4 separate regions of the Mus musculus genome follow, and all the other regions are linked to region 1. Evidence: chromatin contacts called from ENCODE POLR2A ChIA-PET data. All regions are on one chromosome and are shown on one strand. The core of a region is the stretch at or near the end of the contact, and the rest is flanking DNA. Distances in the headings are between cores, read along the strand shown.

The links. ChIA-PET counts read pairs that join two places held with the same protein, here RNA polymerase II (POLR2A).
Region 2: POLR2A ChIA-PET joins it to region 1 with 16 read pairs in Patski. The contact joins the promoter of Cdca4 here to the promoter of Cep170b in region 1. POLR2A ChIA-PET finds 5 or more read pairs at or near these places in 4 of 5 experiments (Patski and embryonic stem cell).
Region 3: POLR2A ChIA-PET joins it to region 1 with 17 read pairs in Patski. The contact joins the promoter of Clba1 here to the promoter of Cep170b in region 1. POLR2A ChIA-PET finds 5 or more read pairs at or near these places in 4 of 5 experiments (Patski and embryonic stem cell).
Region 4: POLR2A ChIA-PET joins it to region 1 with 15 read pairs in Patski. The contact joins the promoter of Siva1 here to the promoter of Cep170b in region 1. POLR2A ChIA-PET finds 5 or more read pairs at or near these places in 3 of 5 experiments (Patski and embryonic stem cell).

Annotation. Positions count from the first base shown.
Region 1 is chr12:112,719,812-112,724,682 of GRCm38, reverse strand. It overlaps Cep170b (centrosomal protein 170B), which reads right to left and starts at 2,509. Exons shown (of 19, transcript NM_001024602.3): 1 at 2,301-2,509; 2 at 1-59. The coding sequence starts at 32. Gm46382 reads left to right here and starts at 2,517. Exons shown (of 2, transcript XM_017315329.2): 1 at 2,517-3,122.
Region 2 is chr12:112,827,332-112,832,202 of GRCm38, reverse strand. Cdca4 (cell division cycle associated 4) reads left to right here and starts at 2,682. Exons shown (of 2, transcript NM_001359234.1): 1 at 2,682-2,897. Gm52009 reads right to left here and starts at 3,502. Exons shown (of 2, transcript XM_030247054.1): 1 at 3,493-3,502; 2 at 1,927-3,195. The coding sequence starts at 3,502. The coding sequence ends at 2,411.
Region 3 is chr12:112,807,068-112,811,938 of GRCm38, reverse strand. It overlaps Clba1 (clathrin binding box of aftiphilin containing 1), which reads right to left and starts at 2,964. Exons shown (of 5, transcript NM_145450.3): 1 at 2,131-2,964; 2 at 929-1,065. The coding sequence starts at 2,550. It overlaps Gm52004 (a long non-coding RNA gene), which reads left to right. Exons shown (of 3, transcript XR_003950270.1): 2 at 1-37; 3 at 541-948.
Region 4 is chr12:112,642,157-112,647,027 of GRCm38, reverse strand. Siva1 (SIVA1, apoptosis-inducing factor) reads right to left here and starts at 2,200. Exons shown (of 4, transcript NM_013929.2): 1 at 1,944-2,200; 2 at 1-190. The coding sequence starts at 2,061. It overlaps Gm30101 (a long non-coding RNA gene), which reads left to right and starts at 2,261. Exons shown (of 3, transcript XR_381987.3): 1 at 2,261-2,346; 2 at 3,586-3,714; 3 at 4,473-4,824.

The DNA.
Region 1 (4,871 bases), core at 1,260-3,759:
CTGCTCACCAGGAACCAAGATGTGACGCTCATCTTGGCACCGAGGAGGCCTGCCTGGTCCTGTGGGGAGAGGGTCAACACTGGAGCTCCCCAGCCTGGACTTTGGTCCCCTGGATATGCACAAGGCCAGCACAGACCTGCTCCTTTAAAGACCCATGGCCACAGCCTCAGAATCTCCTTTGTGTTCCAGGCTCTACATACCTTTTCTCTCTATGTGACTCTGGCCGTGCTAACCAAGTGCAGACCCACATGTCCATGTGAACTATGAGAAACAGTCCCAGGTAGTACCCAGCATGGCCTACAGAGGGCTCCGGGATATACACCCTTACTAGAAGGTCTGCTTCCCACAGCAAGCCACTCTGCAAATCCTGGGGAAAGACAGAAGTCTTCGGAGCACAGGTCTGACTCCATCCCTATAGAGCCCAGTACAACACAAAAATCCAAGCCTTGTTCAAACACAGGAATTAGCTTCAAGAGCAAAGCATGAATCCAAGCTTGGGCCTAGACAGTGGCTCTGTGTAGGCAAACTGTCCAAGAGGGGGCAGTCTAGAGCTCCTGAGTCCTGGTGACTCACAGTCTAGTTATACTGTGAAGAACAACTAGAGTGTCTGAGCATTGGCACTTTCCAGGTGGTTGCCACCTGGATTTGAACCCTTGTACTTTAAAACAGCGCGTGCACACATGCACACACACACACACACACAAGAAAGTGAAAGGAGAAAGCAATAGAAGGAATAACTAAGAGTCAAGTGGAAGACTCGTCACAGGTAAGAAAGGGAGCAGTGTGGGGCAGAGGAGGCAGAGGTGAAGGCAGGACCACAGCGTGCAGAAGTTGGAAGCTGGATGAGGGGCAGAGAATACGGAAAGACTCCGGGCCCCCACAGGGCTGGTCAGGTGGAAGCAGGATCGACCACACAAGTCATCTCTCTGGAAGTGTCAACTCACACAACACACACACACTGGAGAGGTCACACTAGTGATCTGAGGGACCAAACCCTGTCCTGCATTTCCCAGGAGCCATGCCCAGAGACGTCAACACTGGGCTGCTCACCCAGGTCTCGGGTCCCTTCGGGGTAAGCAGCAGGCAAGAACACAGGGCTCTGTCCATCTGTGAAGGCCCACAGCACTCCTTCAGGAAGCAGGAGGAAGATGGAGAAAAGAAACCTGCCTCCCCAGAAAACAGCTCCAGGTGGTCAGGAACATACCCATACCCTGCTCTGAGGTCCCCTTTCCTTAGGGCCCAGCTTGAGAGGCAAGGGCTAAAGGGGCAAGATTTCAATGCCCTTGCAGCCTCTAGGACCTCACTGGGTATCCATAGCCCCAACTCTCAGAAAGACCCAATCCTACTGGCAAAGGTGTCAGGGCTGTGGAGGGAGCCCCCCCCCCCCCCAGGCCCCAGACCCAGGGCGTCACTGAGCCTCCCAGCCCCACCCAGCCTGGATGTCTCCTACTCTGACATCACCTGCCTGCCATCATCTCACTGTGGACAGCAGGCACGGGGACACCCTTAGAGGAGAGGGAGGCCAACCCCCAGAGCCTGGTCATGGGGTGACCACTGCCACCGCCAGTCCAACTTGGAAAGGCTTCTGAGCCAGGGCTTGCTGTAGGAGGTTTGGGGCTAGGCTTAGCCCGGCCATCGTTGCTAGGAGGGAGAATAATAAACACCCCAAACTTGTCCCCTCAGCCGCGCCAAGCAGAAGAGCCACCACCCGAAGGTGAAGGAGGAGGTGGCGATGCAGATGCTGAGAGACAGTGGGAGGCAGGGAGCAGCCCCGTGGCTGAAAGGAGCAGACAGGAGGAGGTCCCCTCCTGGCCGCGGACAGCCCAGAGGCAGAGAAAGCAGGGAGACGGTGGCGGCTAAAGGGAAAGGAGAGAAGAGAAGGAAGACGGAGGGAGGGACCGCAGAAGGAGGGGGGACCGGGCACCCGGGAGGAGGCCGGGAGGCGGGCAGGCGCGCCAGGCCCAGAGGGGGAGGGAGCGGCGTTGTATCCTGAATCAGCGCTGGCCCTGCCCGGGCGGGGACCGGGCGCCCAGGTCTACCAGCTCGGCAGGCCGCGTAGACATGCGCGGGGCCAGGCCTTGTCGCCGGTGCCAGGAGGCCCCTCCCGGGCGCGCGCAGACATGGGCAGCATCGGCAAGCGCTGGCCGGGCCAGGTGTGCCGGGCCCTCGCCCAGCCCCTTCCTCACCGCCGCTTTTGTCCAGCCCCGCCCGCCCCGGTGTGGCCTGGAGGCACGCAGGTGCCCTGCTGGAGGCCCTGCCGCCGTGGGCGCAGGGCTGGCGCGGCCCCTCCTGCGTCCTACCTGTGCTCCCGCCAGGCCCGCGGCTCGCCCGCCCGGACGCTGCCCGGCCCAGCCCGGCCCTCTGCCCGCCCGGCCGAGCGCTGGGCGGGGCCGCCGCCTAGGACATGCCCGGCGCGGCCCGCACGCTGGCGGCAGCCCCGGCCGAGCCCACGGGCAGAGCGCCGGACCGCGGCCTCGCGCGGCGGGTCCCCTGACGTCTGCCGCGACACGCTCCGCCCCGGCGCGCCCCGCCCCCGTGATGCCCCGCCCCGCGACGCCCCGCCCCCCGGAAACCAGGTTAGGGCGGGCCAGCCTCAGCAGGTGAGCTGGACTCCGCAGCGCCGCCCCAGAGGTTACGCGCGGCCCCTCCCGTTCCGTCCACCCGTCCCGGCGCACCGGATCGGGCAACCAGGAACGGGCGATCACCTTTGTCCCCGGCCCAGCCTGGGGCGGCGCATCTCCGCCACCCTGTGCATTCAGACCCCCTTCTCTCTGGCGCTGGCTATCCCAGGGTTGCGAGAAAGGGCGTACGGCTGCCCAGCGTCCTGTCCCAGAGCCGAATAGTTAACATTTAACCACATTCCAGAAGCCCGAGCTCCAGCCGCTCTCCCAGCCCCAACCTTTGGCCTTTCAGCCCAGTGGAGGGGTGCAGGGCGAAGGAAGTAGGATGGATCCCAGAGGCCTGTGCGTCCAGCTGGGTCTCTTCCTCCTGCGCCCTCGACGTTGCAGGATAGGCCACGGGCTCGGGACAGGATGGTGGGCAAAGACACCAACGTACCTGGATGTCACAGTGGGCTGGACGGGGAGGGGCGGGGAACTCCGGAGGCTCTCCCAGTTCCTGAGGTAAGTTCTCACCGGCCGCTGGCTGGTGCCTGGTGCAACAATGGAGGTATCAGGTGTCCCTCTAGTGCCAAGGGGGAAAGGATTAGCGTGGGGCGGAGCGGCTTTGCAGAGTGGTGGAGAAAGTACTGTTCAGAGTGCATTCCTGCATTCCCGTTGAAGGGTACTAGTGAGGGCCTTGGCGGAAGTGGAATGCAGAGCAGAACTCCAGGCCTAGGAATGTGCGCTTTATCCTGCTGGTACAGGAGCTTCGTGAACCCAATCCACCCCGCCCAGGCTCCAAAGCCAGCGGGCACAGTTGCCCATCCCTGCCCTGTAGAAGGAGGTGGAAGGGGTTCTACACAACTCGAGAGTAGAGGCAAGCCCGCCAAGAGGAGACAGATAGGAAAAACTGCATGAGAATGTGCTAGGTTGTTGGGCCTGGCTGTGCGAGCTTATAGTACAGGCCCAAATGGGGGAGCCTGGCTTGCGGTATGGACAGAGGAGGAACCTGTAGCCTCGTGACCAATTTTGGATGTCATCCCAAGGACAGTGGGGCTCAGGAAGTTTGTGCCAGCTGAGACCTGATGAGATGAAGGCCTTGGAGAGAGCTCTAGATGTCTTTGTGGGCAAACGGGAGTACTTTGAGGGGGAGGCCAGGACTCCAGGGAGAGGCCAGGAACTGGAAGAGATGGAGGCAGAGGAGACTTGTCAGGTACTGGAAAGAGGAGGGCTGGGTACGTTCCTGTCTTCCTAGCCCATTTGTCCTTGCCAGGGTTGTTAGCCCCGGTCTCAGCTTCCGGGAGCTGTATGGGGATTTTGCAGTTTCTTCCTAGTAGACTGAGACTGTCCTGTTTCTGAGTCCCAACTCCCGAGCCGGGCTCTCCCATTCTCTTGGCTCTGTAAACAGCCCTTTCCCCAGCGGCTTCGCTGTCTTAGCTTAGCTACCCCTTGCTCACTCCTTAGTAATGGATGCTTATAAACGTTATTATTTTTTTTTTCTATTTGAGACTTTTACCTGGGTTGTGGCTCCTTCCAAGGTGAAGGACGGGAGATGAAGGAATGGTGTCCTGGGTTCTGACTGAGGCCCCTGCCAGCTGTGCACTGTCATGGGGTCGGTATCCTTAGACATGAGGGCAGGGTTGGAGTGGGCTGCTGCTTCCTGGAAGGGGAGGAGGGGTCAAGCTCGCTTGAGTGACTTGAGCAGTAGCATTGGGATCAGAAAGCAGATCTAGTAGTAGCTTCAGTCTTCATCGAGTAAGGGTGACACTTAAGGCCACTGAGCAGAGAGGCTTCCTTTAGTTCAAACTAAGAACACACAGACCAAGTAAGGAACCCCCACCAGTGCGGACCTACCATTTCCACCAAGTAACCTGCTAAACATAACCGCAGGCTTGAAAGACTTTTGATGTCTTAGCTTGGTTTCTATTGGTGTGAAGAGATATCACGACCACAGCCACGCTTACAAAGGACAGCATTTCACTGGGGCTGGCTTACAGCTTCAGGGGTTTAGTCCTGTATTGTCATGGCAGGAACCGTGGCAGCATGTAGGCAGCCGTGGTGCAGGAGAAGGAGCTGAGAGTTCTTAGGTCTTGATCCACAGGCAGCAGAAGGAGATTGTCACACTGGCTAGACTTGAGCTTATAAAACCTCCAAGCCAGCTCCACACAGTTCTGCCACACTCCCTATGGCCAAGCATTCAAATACATGAATCTGTTCAAACCACCATAGTAGACATGTCTAAAACAAACACACACGGCCAAGAAGCACATG
Region 2 (4,871 bases), core at 1,433-3,932, 110 kb before region 1:
AGCAGCAGGGCCTTTCCAGCCATGCTCTCTGTGAGGCCCTACCAAATGCAGACTCCTCTCTTGCCCTGATGTCATTTAGGTGTCAGGTCAACTAAGGTTTCTGTGACGGCTACTCCTGGTTGTCACCTTGATTACATCTGGAATGAACTACAATCCAGAAACGGAGGACACACCTGTGATCCAGATCTTGAGGCTGAAGACACAGACTTCTGACCTGGATCTTGACATGGCATGCATCTTAGTTAGGGATTTACTGCTGTGAACAGACACTATGACCAAGGCAACTCTTATAAGGACATTTAATTGGGGCTGGCTTACAAGTTCAGAGGTTCAATCCATTATCATTAAGGTGGGAGCATGGCAGCATCCAGGCAGGCATGGCGCAGGAGGAGCTGAGAGTTCTGAAGGCCGCTAGTGGAAAACTGACTTCCAGGCAGCTCAGATGAGGGTCTTATAGCCCAAACCCACAGTGACACACCCACTCCAACAGGGCCACATCTTCTGATAGTGCCACTCCCTGGGCCAAGCATATACAAACCATCACAGCATGACACTCTCTTTGGATTCAGATCTGGAGGCATAGTGGTCACAAGTAGCTTAGGCCCATGCAAGGTAGTACACACTTTTAATCCCAGGAGATGAAGGCAAGCACATCTCTGAGTTCAAGGACAGTCCGGGACAGAGCAAATTCCAAATCCAGGCATGGTGGTACACACCTCTGGGCCACGTCGGCTGGAGGACGATGTAAGGAAGTTGGAAGGAGGAAGGCTCACTCTCCCTCACCTGCTTGCACTTACTTGCCAGCACATCTGTTAGAATCTGCATATTCAGGATTCCAGCTTACACAGAAAACCAGATGAAACAACTACCCTCATGGACTTCCCATTCACAGATGCCCATTGTTGGGTTAGCTGGACTGCAAACAGTAAGTCATTACAATAAATTCCCTCAATGTAGAGAGGCAACCCATAAGTTCTGTGATTCTAGAGAACCTGACTAGTACAGTTTCCTTTGGATTCTTAGCCTTACTAATAAAATAATTTAAAACTGTTTCAGAAAGAAGGTCATAAACAATTTTATTAAACTTAGAGGGGAAAAAAAAAAGACAGGATAAACAAGCTGAAAAACCTGTGGCCTCCAAGAGGAGATGAGAAAACTGTCTTTTAAGTCGGGCAAGGAGGTAAAAAAAAAAAAAAAAAAAAAAAAAACCAGAAAGCACAGAACCTCAGGAAAACTGTGTCTCAGGGAAACTGTGCCTTAGGCTTTTAGCCAGTACCCAAAAAGGAGATGAAAGAAATGAAAATGGAGCTGAGGGGGTTCAGCAGGAGTTTAGCACCAAGCCTCGAACCTAAGATCCCTAGGACCCACATGTAAAAATAGCGTAGTCAGGAACCCCACTACACCCAAGGCTGCACCTGGCAACCAGAACCCAGTGACATCGCTCACTCAAGATAGTCAGACACAGTCCTAGTACCCCATATCTACTGGACAGTATGTAAGCAGAGACCAAGAACAATGCTCTGTCCTGCACATCTGGAGAGAAGCCACCCTGATTTGCCCTGCAGCTGGAGAGTCTCCCTAGGATCCTGAACCTTCCAGGATCAGAGACTTATGTTAGAGCCTGGACCTGACCTTCAGCTAAGATACCTAGACAGGTGAGCAGTGTTGGGGAGACAGGCTTAGGACCACATAGGAATTGAGAGTGTGAATGACCCTCAGCATAATGAAACATAACTTTTGTTACACTACTTGTTATACTAACTACACGTTAGCTTACTCAAGACACTCAGGGATTAAGAATACTTGCTGTTCTGACAAAGGACCTGATAAGGTTGTTAGCACCCACACTGAAGCCCACAATCACTTGTAGGCTCGAACATGAAATACAGTCATACATGCAGACAAAACAATGACACACACAGATAAGTAAATCCAAAAATAATAGTAATTCAAAAGAAAAACCATGCTAGTATCCAGGTCAAAGTTTGATGGCATGCCTTTCCATCAAATAAAGGGCAAGTATGCCCAGGAATGGGAATGCATTAGTGAGCTTAGGTGAACCACGAAGCCACAAAGACACGATGTGATGTGTATGCCGTATACTTTCTCTTATGGCACCGGTTTTTCTCTCGAACGCTCATTCATTAGAAGTCCCGGTCGGAAGGAGTTTCCAGTCTTTTCCAGCAAACGAGCTTGCTCCCTGTGCTAATGTGGCATCCCCACTGAACATTCTGCATCCACTCACCTTCCCACCTCACTCCATCCCCCAACCAACGCCGTCCGGACTTGGTGTCCTCGTTAAGATCTTGTGCACTACCAGGACCTTATATTTTAATTTTTCTCAGTTGGAACTCGAACCAGGACCTGTTCAGGGATGCCACCACCGAGCCTCGTTCAACCCTTCTATGTCTCAGAGAAGGTGTAGACATCGGCCATGCCCAGGGCTGGCATTAACCGCCCCGCTGTGAGTCAGGAGGGCCAGGATAACGAAGGAGACTCGGGCACCGGCGCGAGGGGGCGCGGCAAGCACCCTGGGGGCGGGGCCAGGCGCAAGGAGACCTGGGAACTGGGGCGGTGGCCAGGCGCGCGGAACCCTGGGAGCGGAGCGCGCGGAACCCTGGGAACGGGTCGAGCCGTCGACAAACAAGGGATCGGGGGCGGGGCGGGGCGCGGGGAGACTTGGGAACGGGGGCGGGGCGGCCCAGCGCGCGAGCCTAACGGCTGAGGCCGAAGCGCGGGAGACGCGGCCGGCGAGGCTCCGCCTTGCGTGGGTTTGAACAAAGCTCCACCCCGCACGCCACCAATCGGCGCTCGTGCGGCGGCGCCATGGCGACCCTTTGTGGGCGCTGACCGATCCGGGTGCCCGAAGGAGTGGCGGGGTCTGCCTTGCGGCGCCGGTAAGTGTGTAGCTGGTTTGCGCCTTCGAGCTTCTGCGGCATGGGCGGCGTCGGCGCAGAGCACCCCCGGGGCGGTCGGGCGGCCTCAGGGTCCTCGGGCTTCCTGCGCCGGCCGCCCTTCGGCGCTCACGACGCCGCGGCGTGTTGAGTGACACATACCGAGAGCCGGAGCGGCGGGTCTGAGCTGGCCGTCCCGCCCTCCGCCCACGCTCCCCTGCTTCCGCTCTCTCTTCCTCCCGTGGCCTTGCCTTTCTCCGCGGTCCCCTCTTCTTTGGTTCACCCCGCGTCGGTCTTCCACCTCACCTTTCGAGCTGGCCGCCGCTTGCTGTGCGCAGTTTCGGGGGACTGGACCTTCCCTGGCTTTTAGCAGCGCCGAGCCCCAACCGTCTGTCTGCTGGCCAGGGACCGATTCCCGATTCCGGGAGGGCTGGGTGGGCTCCGTGCAGCCGCCCGCCTGGTGAGTGTTGGCCTTGCGCTCTTTTCTTTGTTTCTTGGATTTTCATTCCCTTGAGAAGTGTCTTGTGTTGCCTGCCCTTCCCCTACTGCAGTAGACCCCACTTCCTTCCAAACTCATCATTTATGGCCTAGTAGGTACTGCCTGGCATCGGTGGAACTTGGCCGGAACCCGGGCTCTGTCTTTGCTAGCCTGTCCTGAGGCCAATTGTAACTAGAAAAAGCCTCCAGAAACCTTTTCTAAAGTTTTTCTCCCCTAGGTAGGGTCACCAGGGAAGGGACTTCTTCCAGCACTTGAAACAGACGTACAGCACCCGCGTATTTCCTCCTGGTGGCCTTTGTATCTGACATACGAGATGGCAGAGCTGAGCTGGACACTGATCTAAACGATTCTGGGAAACGTTTTCTGCAAGCATAGTCGTTTGTCTCATCAACCTAATGCATTCAGAAATCTCCCCATTTTAGAGGTGCTAGTCTTAAAAGGAAGGCAGGCAGGCAGGCATAAGAAAGCCCCACATCCTTCCAAGGGTCACTGATACAAAGTCTGAAGCAGACGTAGTGGGACAATAAACTCCATCAAAGGACCATCAAGTTCACTGGCCCCAGGATTTTTCCAACTAGTCCCTCGCCCCAGTTGCTCTTTGAGGAAGTATTTTAACACAGTTGTGATTTTCGTTTTGTTTTTGAGACAGGGTTTCCTGCAGGCCAGGTTGGCCTCAGACTCACAGTGCAACCAGAAACAACCTTACTCTCCTTCTCTCTGCTTCCCAAGTCTGCCACCATGCCCAACTTGGAAACCATTAACTTGTGGTTCTCCTTAAAAAAATCCAACATCCAGATGAATGCTTGCTTGCGGTTACAATCCAAGCCTGGGTTGTCATAGATCTGCACAGGTAAAACCAAGACTCTAGTGGATGGTCAGAGCCCAGGAAGCTGCTCCCACATGGTCACTGAGGTAGGACGGCTCCAAGATATGATGGTTGTGGAGTCCTGGGCCGTCTCTTTACCTCAGGTTGTTGTAGGGTAGTTAGCACTCACTTCCACTTTACTGTCCACCGGCCTCAACACTATCTGAGCCCCCAGAATGCCTGGCTCTTGTTGTTCAGCCAGTGCTTGGGTGGGGAAAATTGGAGGGCACCATTGTGCCTTGACTTAGCTTTGGACTGAAGGAATGTCAGACATTTACCTAGACTTGGAAAGCGATTCTGGCCATCTGGAAATAGGTGTGAGATGTGGAACGTAATTTATACAGAACTTAGCAGGGAGAATTTCCTGTCGTCTTTCATTAGAAGGGTTAAGCAACATCAGGTCAGGCACACAGGTGGCCATGAGGAAGCTGTGCCCAGGCGGTGTAGGAAAGCCCTTTGCAGGTACCATTAGGGCTAGTCACAACCTGTGCTGGTGATGTAGGCCTTCACCCTCAAGCCCCCTCTTCCGTCTTGCTGTCTTTCTAGAAGCTACTCTGTCACCATCCTGTTCTCTTATGGCTTGTGTCCTAGAGTGACAGATAAGCAGACAAGA
Region 3 (4,871 bases), core at 1,715-4,214, 87 kb before region 1:
ATGAGGAAACACACAGAGGAGCCTGAATCGTGGCCCTGTGAGTACTGTGGGCCGCAGGGTGCCAAATGCTGGGTTCCCTCCTTTTTCCAAACACTCAAGTGTTTCTGAACATACAAGAGTGTTCCACCCTAAAGCAATACCCATCCTCCTGTCCCAGTGCCTAGCCTTGCCAAGCCTGACACCTGGGCCACCTTGGGCCTCTGAAGAACTTGTCCACGGCACAGCCACGACTAGCCTGCTGGGGCTCTCCCCATAGGCTATGCTTTATGGGAGCACCAGACAGCCAGGCACTGTTGGTCAAGGCCTTTGGGCCCCTGTGGAGAGTCTCCTGGGCAGGTTCTGGGTTGGCCCTGCATGGTGGTCAAAATAGATATGACAAGAGCCCAGAGTGTGACAAGGTTCTAAAAATGCCCGGGCCTGCTCGGAGTGTGCAGAGACCCTGAAGCATACCAGCCAGTTTTCCCTGGGCCCTGGGTGACAGAAAGCCTTCTCACCCTACCTTCTGCTCACTCAGTGCCTCAAGACAATCTCTTTTGTCAGGCCCTTAACATTGCTACTGTCAGCTGAGAGCATGTCCCTACCATGGCCAGTCAAACACGACGACGTGTGACTTTCTCCCGAGGCACACACAAGATAACCCTGAAGGTCAGTGGCTGTCCTGAGCTGTTTCCTATGACTGTGGCTGAGGGCCATTAGGGTGTCAGGGACCACTGAGCCAAGTCGCTAACAGCAGCCCTGAGAGGCCACACCAGGGGCACGACTGCAGTATTCATCTCTGCTGCCAGTCCCTCTGGAATGCTGTGGCCCACAGGTGGCCACGGGGACACTGCACCCTCTAGGAACAACCAAAAAAGCTTTGTGAAACCACATTAGCACACAAGAAACGCAGCCACAGCGCCACGGCGCAGTTCCGAGCTAAGTTCATTACCAGAGTCTCGGCACAGATGCAGCCCCTTCATTGCTTCTTTCCAAGAAATGGTCCAGGGAGCAAACGTCTTCAGGAGCCTGTTCCACGGCGACTTCTTGAAACGCAAGCCTAAAAACCTTCTCATAGCTGGGAATGGACTGGAAAGGAGGAACGTCCCAAGGTTAGGAGCAACGTACATACATTAGGTCACCTTGTCCCAAATACTCCACTCTAACATAAGTGTATTTAGTCCCTGGCTGCGTGCTCGGTTGGTGTTGCCGTCACTGACGACCGACGACACCACTACTCAGAATCTCCAGGCTATGTAAAACACAGTGAAAAACCACAGGCTCGCACATCTAAAACCCTGTCGGGGACACGTGGGGAACACTGTCCCTGTTTCCGTGTTGAGGTGCTGAGAAGTCTGTGTGAACGCCAGTGGGAAACAGGACTTCACTGTGGAAGGCTGTGAGTCAGGTGGGGTGGGGTGGACAGTCTGACAGTCTGAATCAGGTGGTGGCAGAGGCGGGGGGGGGGCTGGCAGGCGTTTGGGTTTTGTGTGAGTGTCCCCTGTGCCTGTGGTCTGCAGCTCAGCTGGGTACGCTTTCCTACACTCATCCAGTGTTTTCTGTAAACTTCCCACCATGCACAGATATTTTCTAACACTTCAACCAAGGTGGAGAAAGTGCTCGCTTTAGAAAGAATGTTAAAGCGCTGACTGCAGGAGGAGTGGCCCTCACAGCAGGCTACCCTGCCCCCACCTCTTTCTATTTATCCTCATCTGTGTTTGGGGTGAGCCACTGAGGGGAATGGCTCCGAGGCAGTGGAGGAGGCAAAGGTGTGGTCAGCTCTCAGGGCTGTGTGGGACCCTATGTCAGTCCCCTGACCAAGCCCTCTGTTCCTTGTCCTCCCCCCCCCCCCCTTTTTAGTTTGTTTTTCAAGATTAGGTTCCTCTGTGTAGCCCTGGCTGTCCTGGAACTCACTCTGTAGACCAGGCTGGCCTCGAACTTGGAGATTCGCCTGCCTCTGCCTCTTGAGTGCTGGGATTAAAGGCGGGTGGTGCCCAGCTTCCTTGTCCTCCTTTTAAGCAGAGGACAGCCAACCACACAGCAAAAGACAAACTAGGTGAGAAGAGAAGGCTAGCCAAACCCCCACATTCCCAGGGCACAGAGACTTGGGCAAAGTCTAATGACAAAATACTTCCCACTCAACCACGGAAATACCTCTGAAGATGGGCCAGCAGCAGTTCCTGTCACCCAGGGTCCACCCTGCTGCACCTGGCAAGAACTGCCCTCTTCGGGGACTGAAGGGGTTCTCAGCGGCTGACATTCCGTGGCTCTCCCCAGGAGTTCAAAAGACTGAGAAAACTGCTCCGACTTAGCTGAAGACTCCCGGAAGCCTTCGAACTCTCCCCACCCGCCGCTGAGCTCCCCCGGGTGTGGACAGCTGGTGGGAAGACCCTCATCCAGCCTGGAGCTGTTAGCGTTCGTGTCCGGCAGAACCACGGGACCGTCGCAGCAGATCCGCCTCCGTTCCAAACCATCACCACTCTGTCCTCTAGCTGTCTGGTGGGGGGACCCCTCTCCAGGCTCCTCTGCGAGGTCACTCACTGACTCTCTCCCCACCTCCTGCCCGCCTTGCATCTTGGTGTAGCCAGGCCAGCCGACCCGAAGGAAAGCTGCTCAAAAAACATGCAGCGGCTGAGCTGGAGTTGCCCAGGGCTTCCTGGGAGTGTTCACGTGCCTCCGTGGAGTCGACCCCTCCTGGCACTCGCGGATGACTAGTCCGGCACGGGGGCGTATCCTAGGGCCAAACAAGTGAGGCGAAGGAGGGCCTGTGGGCAGACGCAAGTCCTGGTGGATGAGCTGCAGAACCCGGTCTGCGAGGCCGGAGGCTGAGGGCAGGGAGCTCGGGGATCGCGTCCCAGACGGGAGTCTCGCGGGCTCCGGGACCAGGTCCCAGGCGCAGACGGAGGGGGTCCCGAGCTCCCAGAGGCCCGCAAGGCGCGCACCCACCTTCGCCGCCGCGACGCGCCTCCCGGCGCCCGGCGGGGAGATACTACAGCCAGCTTAGCCGGCAACCAGCGCCGCGCGTTGCCCGGCAACGATGCGTGCCAGCAGGCTTCCGGCGTGCTTTAAGTGTCGTCAGCACGCCACCGTGTGGCGTGGCCAACAGCGCCCCGCCCATGCCCATCCTCTCCCGACTACCACTTATGTTGCTGCGGACTGGAGGATGCTGGCAGCTCTGCAGTGGGTCCCAGCCTGCTATCGTGACTGGTCTTTCTGCCTCCCCCGCCCTACAAATATCGGTGGGAGCAGTTCTCTTTTTATTATGGCGCCCAGTGCCTCTGTGTCCGATATGTCCCTTGCAGTCGCATACCTGGCCCTGGAGTAAGGCCACTGCCACGGTACTGGCCCCTCATCCCACACCCTCCGGCCCTGGTTCCTTGCTCTCCTATTGGATGCTTTCTCAAGTCTGGAAGCTATGGGGAAAACTCTGTCTACCTGATTTAGTTCAGTTCCAGATCACATTCCCTTCTGCAAGAATGAGCGTCTACTGCCTGCAGAGTAGGAGAGCCACTGCCCTGCCTCGTGTGCTCACAGTCTGGGCCGGGTCACCAGCCGGACCCAAGGCGGAGCAGGGTCAGTCTTGGTCATGGACAGGCAGAGACTCACAGGCCCCTGCAGGGCCCTGATGAACTAACCTTGCCCCTCTCCCAGCCCCAGCCACAGAAATCCTTGGCCCTTTCCATATGTCCCCATCCTGAGCTTCATGAAGTCAGCCTTCAGCCTGTCACATCTTTATCCAAGTCACCCTAGACTAGCAGCCATTAACAACCTCCCCTGAGAAAGAGGTGGGTCAGGCCTGCATCTAAACCCAACTTCAGCCCCTTCCTCTATACTCAGATTTCCCCCTGGACTTCCCTAGGCCCTGCTCTGTCCTTTGCATGAATTATGCAGTCCCTCATCCCCTGCCTCCTCAGGAGAACTACTGGAAAATTTGATTTAAAAGTGACAAGATGAGATCATTCGCTGCATCTTGGACCACAGCCTTCCCCATTCCCCTGGGCAGACGAGCCTGGCACTGTTCACTGAGGCTTGCGGGCAGAGAGCTCAGGACCATGGCTTGGTGCAGCTATTCCCAGCTTTCCCAGTGGCCCGGTAGGATGGTGCAGACACAGTCTGTGTTTACAGACACTGGCTTGTTTGCCTCACTCTGACCCAGCAGGTCCTGCTCTCGGTCCGTTCCCAAGGCTCCAGTTCCCCTCACCTGCTGCCCTTGCTGACTTTGACGTCTGGGGAGCTGGAAGGACAGGAAAACTGAGGCCTGGGCCCACAGTGGGACACACAGTGGCAAAGGACTGGGCTGCAGCGGGTCTTCCCACCTTTAGTGTCTCCTCATGTCTGTCTCGCTTTCAGCTCTGAAGCAAGACTTCCAGAACGATTCCAGTTCTTCTGAGTCCACGTTGGGGTGATCTGTGTGACCACTGAGCTGAATGATGGTCCCCAAAGATATCCACGTCATAAAATCCAGAAGCCATGAATATGAGACCTTAAAAAAGGGAGGGGTGTTCTGTATGAAACTAAAGAGGTGAGAAAGCTGGGTATGGTGGCATAGGCCTGGCACACCAGCCCTGGAAAAGATGAGGCAGGAGGATCAAAAGTTAGAGGCCAGCCTAAGCTACATGGTGAGTCTGAGACTAGCCTGGACTAAATGGTGAGACCCTGTCTAGAAGGAGGGAAGACAAGAGAGACGGGTGGAGAGAGGTGTGTGAAGATCCTAGCAGTGTCCCCAAGACTCAGGGCAGCAACCATGCCAGCATCCCGGATAGGCAGAGTGAGCGCATGTCATTCTAGCCCAGTCTGTGATATTTTTTCATAGCAAACATGGTAAACTGATAGACCTCGGTGCACCCTGGGGACCTTACTGAAAAGATGCTGCCCTGAATGGACAGAGGCAAATT
Region 4 (4,871 bases), core at 951-3,450, 77 kb after region 1:
TCTGAGGCCTGAGCTTGGCACCGTGTCAGTCGGCCATCAGGTCCAATCAACATCTGTCCCCTCGCAGGTTGAGGGGCTCCTACCACACCAGACTTCAGTGACTCCTGCAGGTGGTTCACGGAACAATCTTCGCTCGATATGTGATCTCTATAGGCCCGAGCCCCTTGGAAAAGGAGCTGCTTGGTTCTTTCTGGGGAGGAAGAGCCTTCCTTAAGATAACTCTCCAAACCGCAAAGCGGTTGCACAGATATCCTATGACCCACAAGGCTCGGAGCCCCCTTTGCCTGTTCCCAGCCACCAGGCTGTGCTCCACTCCGGTGCTCCTCCCATTATTCTATTGTCAGCAGCCACAGCTATTCACTTCACCTGGTTGGTGCCCTCTTTGCACTCCCAGTCCTCCTCCTGTAAGCTTGTCTCAGTGCCAGAGAAAGCTCTGGCTCAGAACCATTCATTCCCAAAAGCAAGTGTCCCAAGGAGGCAGAAAACAGACACGAGTTTAGAACAGCACCTACAACCATTGCCAGGCCAGTGAACAACTTTACTAAAGGGACAATGACAACAACCCCCTGACAAAGACCTCCCAGATGTTCCAGCCCTGCCACCCACCAACCCCGGGTAACTGGCTGCTCACACCTATAACAGTGGATTGCTTCCTTTCGGGCTTCAGGCCCAGGGAGCCCTAAAGGGAAACACTGTTGCGAGTTCTAGAAATACTCACTCCCACGACCCAGGGACCTCTCTGTGACACTGGAAGCAAACAAAAACTCAAAGAGAGTGGCTATTCCCAGCTCAGTTGCCTCCTACTTTAAGACAGAATTACTTAAGTTCAAGGCCAGGCTAAGATACACGGTGAAAGCCTGTCTGAAAAACAAGAAATGGGAAGAGTTCCTGGAGGGGTACTCTTAACACAGGTGGGGCTCAAACCCACATTCCATTATGAGAGCAATTTTCTCCTTAAGGCCTCCTGGTCCAGCAGAGTCCAGAGTGTGGGCTGGGGTTTTGGTAAACTGTGTGTACTATAAAACTCGCTAGAGCCCTGCACCCCTTCCTGACTGGCTGGCTCTGAGTGGCCTGGCAAATGCTCCAACACACAAGTCCTCAGAAGGGTAGAGCCAGGCTGTTAGGTTCCAATTAACACTTAGGCCTTCTTTTCAACTGCATGCTTACATTTAAAAAAAATTAATTTACTTGGCTATTTAGTTACTATGAGTGTGGTCGGAAGACAACTTTCAGGAATTCTCTCCTACTGTATGTTCTTGGGACCTGACTCATGTCCAGGCTTGCATAGACTGCACTTTAACCAGCTGAGGCATTTTCTGGGCCGTGTTTGCATTGTTATTGCTGTTTTAAGACATCTCACCATAAAGCCCATGCCTTTCCCTTCTGAGTGCTGGCGTCAAAAAACAAGCCACGACGCCAGGCCATGTCTAGACTGGGGGGCGTGGGGGGAGGCACACTCTTTGCAGCTCAGTCCTGTCCCTTCACGCATCGCCCCTGCGTCTCAGCACTTGAGTTTGCATTCCCAGAGTACAGAGAGGGAAAGGACAAATACTGGGGCTGCGTAGGGAGTTTGTTTTCCCGCACATTCCAAAGGCGCAGCGGCACCGCTCAAAGTTATACGGCCGCAAACTGCGCCAAGCTACGGTACACTGCGTTACACCTGCCCCAGAAAGCCATCACTGCAAGGCAATGCTCAGCAACATCCATCCGCTACAAAGGCCACTTGCGAGGGCTCAGGGCAGTCTACGCCATCACGCCCACTCGAACCCAGTCCCCGCGTCGGTCCCGCGCTAGGCTAGTCCGCTCGGCAGCACTCGGGTCCGACTCGGATTTCTCCGGGAGCCGCCTGAAGCAGCATCCACCGTGAGCGCTCGGGACGCTCCCGCGGTCTCCCGCTGCCCTGCGCGGCGTAGCGCGCTCTACCCACGGAAGTCCACACTCACCGAAGACCTCGCGTGAGTAGCGCTCGGCGAACACACCGTGGCTCAGCTCTTTCAGGCCCACGTGGACTTTGAGTTGGAGCGGGGCTGCGTCTGCGAACGGGCAGCTCCGCTTGGGCATGGTAGCGGGTACCAGACACAGCCTTCAGCAGCGCGCAGCGCGCCGCGCGCCGAGCACACGTCACGGCGCCCTCGGACCGCGGCGGAGGCCCGAGCCGACGAGGGCGCGGCGCCCAATAGGCCGGAGAAAGGCTGGGGGCTCGCCTCAAACGGGCCCCGCTGCGCGGGATAGGCCGGAGTGACGTCGGGGGCGGGACTTACGCAGTTAACGGCGAGGGATAGGCTGAGGGAGGCAGTGGCTGGAATGCAGGGCGCGGGAAAAGGCCAAGGGCGCTGGCGCGGCGAGGTGAGGTCTGCGCAAGGCGTGGCACGGGATAGGCCGAGGGGGGGGGGGGTTGTGTTGGGGCGGGGCTAGTTTATGTCACAGCTCAGGATAGGCCGGGAACTAAGAGGCGGGGCTCTGGGGTGGGGCGCGGGATTAGCGGGATGCTACGTTGGGGGCGGGACTCGTGTGCTAAGGGGCTCTGCATAAACCAGCACGAGATCGAGGGCGGGGCTCAGCGCGCGAAAAGCCTGAAGGCTCTGTTGTCGCTAAGCAACGGTGATAGGTGATAGGTGAGATATCAGTATCAAACAGTAGGGTGGCGGGTTTTGTCCCAGCTCCTGATCTTAGTGGATACGGGCACCCATCTTCCCCTACGAGTTCCTCTTGTGTTCCCTTAGGTCTGATCTTGGGCAGGGAGCCTGAGGGTTTATGGCGTCACCTGCGGGTCCGCTGGTCAGGATTTAAAAATATTGTGGTGTCTTCTAACATGTTGAACAGGCAAAACAGTGATGCTGAGGGGTTTCTCAGTCCTTCTATTTCTACACAATCGGAACGTCAGTTATTCGGGTGCATTAAGTTTTGTGCTCATCTTGGAGTACAGGAGACCCGGAGTGTACACACAGCACCCGTTAATTCTCCAGACTTTGTAGAATGGAAGTCTCTGATCAAAGTGTCAGGTTCTCTGCAGGCTTCTGTCTTCCAGAATCTACAAATAAAAACTTTTGTGTCCTTACTGGATGTGTGTGTGTGTCCTCATCTCATAATAACACCCAGTACTTTGAATTAAGTTCTGCCCTAAGGACCCTGTTTTAACTCTTTAAGACTATATCCACCAGCCCTGTGTGTTGGCTCACACCTTTAATCCCAGCTCTCAGAAAGCAGAGGCAGGCTGATCTCTGTGAGTTGGAGGCCAGCCTGGGCTAGGTAGAGAGACCCAGTCTCAAAATACCGAACAAAAAACTGTATCCAGATACAATCACACTCTGACTCTTGGGAGTTAGGCCTTCGACATAAAGAAGGAGCACAATTCTAAATAGGACAATAGGGTCCAGTGACTACTGACTGCTGTGCTTCCCCACCCCCACCCCCACCCCCAAATGGTGGTTTCCCCGGTTGTAGAACTGTGCAGAATGGATGATACCTCTGTGTGGAGTCATGCGTTTGTCCCCTACTGCATGGCTTAAATCCAGCGACCTGTCCCAGGAACCACCACTAAGAAGGCTGTTGTTCATGTTAAGATAATGGACTTTTTCCTCCCAGAATCCGCACTTCCTAGTGCAGTCTGTACAAGCGCCATGGGGTTCCACTGGGCCTGACTCCCGTTCTAGTATGAATATGAAGTGTTGAAGGCTCCGTCCTCAGATGACGTCATGATTGAAGGGTAATAAGGTCAGGATGGCTGTGGTTTGTATATGCTGGGCCCAGGGGTTGGCACTATTAGGAGGTGTGGCCTTGTCTGAGTAAGTGTGTCACTGTGGGTGTGGGCTTTATTACCCTAGTCCTAACTGTCTAGAAGCCAATCTTCTCCTCTCTGCCTTTGAATGAAGATGTAGAACTCTCAGCTCTGCCTGCACCATGCCTGCCTGGACGCTGCCATGTTCCTGCCTTGATGATAATGGACTGAACCTCTGAACCTAGAAGCCAGCCCCAATTAAATGTTATCCTTATAAGAGTTGCCTTGGTGGTTGACTGGGCGGTGGTGGCACACCCCTTTAATCCCAGCCTTTGGGAGGCAGAGGCAGGTGGATTTCTGAGTTCGAGGTCAGCCTGGTCTACAGGACACCCAGGGCTACACAGGGAAACCCTGTCTTGAAAACAACCAAAAAAGAAAAAAAGAAAAGATGTGAAAAAGAAAAAAAAAAAGTTGCTTTGGTCATGGTGCCTGTTCACAGCAGTGAGTTTCTGGGTAATCAGCTTCTACGTGAGACCTGGTTGGAGGAAACGCCGCACTCGCACTGAGAGTGTGTCTGACAGTATCCCTTACCACATCTCTGTCCTGTCTCACTCCTTCCTTCGTGATGGCATGCCTCCCACCACGATGCTTCTGCCTCACCACAGACCCCGAATAACGGAGCCAGCCTGGCCATGGACTAAAATCTGTGAAACAGTGATCCAAAATAAATCCTCTCCATTTTTTTTTTCTTTAGATGTTTTGTCATGGAAGTGAAAACACAATATGTCTCCAGAGTGGGGATGGCCTAATGGACCCCAAATGCTGGCACGTCATTCGAGGCCTCTTGATGTCGCAGTGAGCATGGAGCAGAGGCAGTACTAGTAAGACATGTCTCGTTCAGTCTGGAGAAGCTCCTGGGGACAGTGACCAAGTGTCTGGCTAGGATGATGAGGGGCTGTCTGGGCTGCTCTGTCCCTGGAGGCAGGAAGGATACCCTGGCAGCTCTAGAAATGTGTGTGCTCAGATGCTCACTTCTGGGAACCCTGTAATATACAAATCTGTCTTGCATACGCTTGCTGGATATTGTTTTCTTTTTCTTTTTTTTTAAAGATTTATTTATTATTTATTATATGTAAGTACACTGTAGCTGTCT